Regions from separate parts of the Homo sapiens genome. Here region 2 is linked to region 1. The links are chromatin loops, found by intact Hi-C in ENCODE. Cell type or tissue: PC-3. All regions are shown on one strand.

Region 1 (2,500 bases):
ATCGCGTCGCTGCACTCCAGCCTGGGTGACAGAGCAAGATTCTGTCTCCAAAAAAAAAAGGCGGGGGGGGTGATATAAGCAAAAGAATAGGCACATCAGTAGAACACTACAATAATAATTGTTTCAGGCAAGATTCATTGATGAATGCTAAAATTACTAAATGAAATTTAATGAGAAACTGGATATTTTTATTACCTCAAAATATCTCTCCCAAAATTTACTGATTACTGCTGTGGCAGTTTCTCGGTTTCTCCAGAAAGCAAAGATTAATTCTTTTCCCTTGTGGCTACAAACTTCTATAGACTTAGTGACTCACTTCTAACAATGGAAAGGAATAAATATTAACTATATAGAGTAGAGAAACCTAGCAGACACCACCTTAACTAAGTACTACAGACTTAGTAGTACTAAATGCAATGAGAAAGGCATAACACAAAGGGAAAGACACGTAACTTCTGTGGTATGCTTCCCCAAAATTCATAACCTCAGGCTAATAATGAGGAAACAACGAACAAACAAATGTAAGTTCAGGAGCACTGTACACAATTTCTGACCATTACTCTTCAAAAGTATCAAAGTCATGAAAGACTTTACACAGAGAAACTGTCACAGATTAGAAGAGACAAAGAGATATGACAACTAAATGCAATATAGTATCGTAGTTTAGATTATGAAATAGAAAAAAAAATAGTGGGAAAACTGAGGAAATGTGAATAAAATCTGTAGTTGATAGAATCAGTGTTAATTTTTTAGTAAAATATTAACATACAGAAAGCTGAGGAGTATACAGGACTCTTGTGCTACCTTTGGAACGGTTCTATAAATCTTTATAAAATTATTTTAAAATTAAAAGTTAAAAAAGTTAATACCATTTATTATGTATGTAAATCAGATGTTTTAAAAGACTATAAAACTAAAATTAGAAATAAACTCGAAGTGAAAATTTGTAAGATTATCCATAATCTGAATTTCAAGCTTTTCCAAACAAATCTATTGTTCATCAAAACTCAGTTTTCAATGAGTGCTATAAATCTGAACTCATAAAAACACATTTATACCATCAACATACCAGCTTTTGTTTATACACTGGATAACCATACAAATATTTCAGTTGTAAAAAAGATCCTGAAATTTAAAAGGTTTGACCAAAAAATTATTTATGCCACCTAGTGGTGACTGAGATAAATATGACCACTTAACAACAAATGAATTGAGGGACTGAAGATGCCTATACTTTTGACAAATAAAACAACTGGGAGAAAAATGCTGACAATGTGATAACATTTAATATTTGAGATCATGTAACTTAAAGATACTCAAAAATAAAACATTCCAGTAAAATCGGTTTAAAACATCAATTTAAGAAAGGGGAGCAGCTTTCTGGCTACATGAGCAAGCAGAATATTTTCAAGTATATTAGAGGATGATGTCCATGTTTATTATCTCCATATTATACCATATCAAACACACAATACCTCCAAATCATTATCTTCATTATGGAGATTTTCTTGCAATACAATAATTGATTGGAAAAGGGAGGAAAATAAAGAAAGCAAGGAGGGTATTCTTAAATGATGAGGAGAAAATAAAACAAAACTATGGACAAGATTAGCCATTCCACTTTGTGCAGACTACTGAAAGAACAAAGATGAAGCATGTAGTGGTATAAAGGGAATAAAGGGCTTAGGTTTTCCTCCTTGGCTTGCAGTATGCATCCTAGAGCAGAAAACTTGCCTTTCTAAACTCCTATACCAAGATCTATAAACTGACATGACAGAATAAACTTATTATCCCTTTAAATTCTAGTATTCTACCAGGCAACCACAATAAATATTCCCGAATCCTTAATAAAAAATAATTTTGGTGATATCAATATCAACTTAACACTACAATTAGGAAACAATAGTACTTAAAGAGTTCATGGCACACAGTAAGCGCTTCATAAATATTAACTATTAGCAGAACAGGAAAAGGTGAGAGAAAACTAGCACACAGTATTTTCTAATCCTAGTTTTGAGACTATTACACACTTAATACCTTCCTCATAAATGTAAACCAAAAATAATCTGTCATCATTCTATATAAGACAGATGTCTTCACTTATTGTTACTTAGGGGAAATCAAATCATAACCTTTTAATAAGACACAAGAAAAACTCTCTTTGCACTGATTTTTATTAAACAAGTAAGGCTGGTAGTGGAACATATTTTTATTTAATGCATAAACATATAAGTCCCTTATTAGAGAAACTGTATATATTGATGAATATGGTCAATGGTCACATCTATGGGTTAATTCTTTAAAAATCAGAACCAATAATTAGGATAGATTTTATGCTCTCTTCATTACATTGTGAAGTGTCTTGTGTAGTCATATTCTATTGTTGGAATGACAGCTTGTACAAATTTCAAGAAAATAAGAAGATACCTAAAGGTTTTTAGCTAAGGAAAATAAGATTTGTAAATAGTTCTATGTTTTAAGCCCATGTTGTAATTATCCA
Region 2 (2,500 bases), 390 kb before region 1:
CCAAAAAGAAATGAGAAATTAGTTTTTAAGGGCAATTAGCAAATATATTACAAAAATAATTTCAGATAAACGCTATGTGACAAATGGTGCTGTCAAGTCCTCTTATGTGAATACTAGTCATTGTTTGTCTTGAGAAAATGTGTGCAGTGGAGGATATCTTCTTGGCATATAAAAGGGGAAGATTTCTTTCTGTTTTAGTAATCTCTTTAGGGGATTGCCTGTGGTGTGCATTACATTCTGGTTGAATATTCAGAAATAAAAGTGTTTTCTTTCTCTTCTATTTTTGTGGTGAGGTTTTCTGAAATAGCAGGAGATTTTGCTTTTAATTCTATTTCCCCAATAGTAGCTCCATTAATTTTTTTCATGAATCCCTCATGTAATTGACTCTAGGAAAGATGTTAGGGTGGTAAATTTTCTTATTCTGTAAATATTTGAAATTCAGGAAAACCCTCCCATCAATAAATTAAATGAAGCATTGAAGTAAAAAAGAATATTCTTAACAAAGCTTATATTGAAAATCAGGTTTCCACAGCATATAGATCTAAGAAACCTGGGGGTACCCTTGTCTGTTTCTCCTATTCTCCTCTTTCAAAACCATTTCCTTTCCCAGGCTGGATAATTACAATAAAAAATAGAGTATGTGTTCCAAATTATTGAATGCTTCTTCCTTGTGTATGGAAAATCTGGGATGACAACCAGTGGTCTGCCATTTTGTGTACGAGAAAAAGAGGTATGTATGTGTGGGAGTCGGAAGGAATCTTGGTATACTATTATAACTAACCTCTCTCTTCCCTATTACCTTCAGAAAAAAAGAAAAACAATCAATCTAACCTAAAAGTGCCCCTTCCTCAGTGGCCTCAGCACATTTTGCACTACCTAGAGGCTAGCAGCAGGGGACCAGAATGTCTTAGCATTGTGAAAGAGAGACCACATGGACAGGGTGCTTAGCCAGTGAGTAGGGCTATTGTTGACTTCCCACCAGTATGAATGAACAGATCCTAGACCCTAGTTGGGGCAGCCTGAGCAGACACAGCCTGGATGCTGCTCCATGTGTGGCTTAATTAGTTCCACTATTGTCTAAAAGAGTCTTTGAGTCCAGAGAGCCATGGTAGGGTGAGTTGGAAATCAATCTGCCCATTGTAATTTAGGGGAAGGTTAGGAATTGCTTTCAAGCTTCTGTTTTACTCAGGCCGCTAGATGGAGAAGCTGAGCTGTGGAAGTGTTAGCTATCAATCACTTGTGTAAAGTAGCATGAAAGAGCAGGATATTTATAATAGATTTACTGCTGTAAAACTGACTCTGGACTATAAATAATATATCTCCTCTCCGTAAATGAGTAGAGCAACACACCCCCACACAAAGAAGCCCAGATAACAAATCTTTGAATCATAGATTCACTCTTTATTCTTCTCAGTGTTTAACTCCAGTGCCTAACACGTGTAAGAAACTACATTTCTAACACATGTAAGAAACCGTATGTGTTGAATTGGAAATAAAAGCCTGGATATTTGTAAGCAGATGATAGGGAAATCAGAGAACGTTTGGGTTGAGATCTTTAAATTTACTTTCCTATCCTTTGGCATTGCTGTAAAGAATTAATGACCAATGACTGTTTTGCTATATCCTTTGAAGATCATAGAAAAGTATAATTACAATAAGTATTTGTTGAGAGCTTTCTAATAATCCAGTAATTCTGTTAAATGCTTTAGATACAATTTCTAATTTCTTCATGTAAGAATTCTGTGGAATAAATACCATTTCCTCTTTGTTGTAGATGAGAACACCAGGCTCAAGTGACTTGCTCAAGGATATCCCAATAGGAAGTGACAGAGCTAAGATATAAGTTCAAACGGGGTGTGGATATATCTATTTGTTGTCCTATTTAATAAGTACTCATAGAAAGACGTCTTAGCTTGACTTTGAAACCTGGTCTACATCACTCCAATGTGTCAATAAGGAGCAGTATATTTGCATGTAGTGTGTCAAGGCTTCCCAGTTCTTACGCAGTTTTCACAATCTGGGCTGGCCTCAGCACAAGGCACGTTAGAGACCTTTAGGGTAAGAGTGAGTGATAAGAGTGATTCTAGATACTCCTGCAGTTTCAAAGGCCTAGATGGGATAATTCTAGCCCTAGCCCTAGCCCAAGCCCAGTCACTTTCTGGCAATGGTGAAATGAGGGAAGGGAATTAGGAGAACTAATTATACAGAAAGAAAATTATTTTGGGGCATTTTATTTTGGGAAAAGAAGTGGTTTATTTAAGATTTCTTACAGAACCAGGAGTCAAATAGCTTAGTTAAGACTTCCCTATTCTGCTTCCCTTTAAAAGAGGGCAAAGGCTGCATGGTGAGAGAGTACTGAGGAATCTTCCTGAATAGAACTTTCTACCTATATACTTTGTGATACAGAATATGAGCTGATTAGTGGTCCTAGCTAATGTCAGATAGTTGTGTGTTTGAAAACTGTAACTATTAATTGCTGCTATTCCATATAAAAAATATT

The links. Hi-C counts contacts between places; a loop is a spot of excess contacts. Peaks named below come from ENCODE experiments on the same cell type or tissue, not always from the same donor. Only the 100,000 strongest peaks of a DNase experiment are listed, where the experiment ranks them.
Region 2: it touches region 1 in a loop (4-fold over the local background); 33 of 110 quality-filtered maps call a loop at or near these places.

The regions. Positions count from the first base shown.
Region 1 is chr3:112,530,354-112,532,853 of GRCh38, forward strand. ATG3 (autophagy related 3) reads right to left here. Exons shown (of 12, transcript NM_022488.5): 12 at 2,157-2,427. The coding sequence ends at 2,346. Among named protein-coding and RNA genes, the nearest start is that of ATG3, 30 kb to the right of the region's middle. In PC-3, CTCF peaks have their summits at 1,172 (motif pointing left) and 1,371; a DNase peak (open chromatin) is centred at 448; H3K4me3 peaks cover 578 bases; H3K27ac peaks cover 1,088 bases.
Region 2 is chr3:112,136,102-112,138,601 of GRCh38, forward strand. It overlaps a transcript of C3orf52 not described here. Among named protein-coding and RNA genes, the nearest start is that of TBILA, 3.9 kb to the left of the region's middle. RefSeq lists enhancers at 467-986, 987-1,505. In PC-3, a CTCF peak has its summit at 1,178 (motif pointing right); a DNase peak (open chromatin) is centred at 1,200.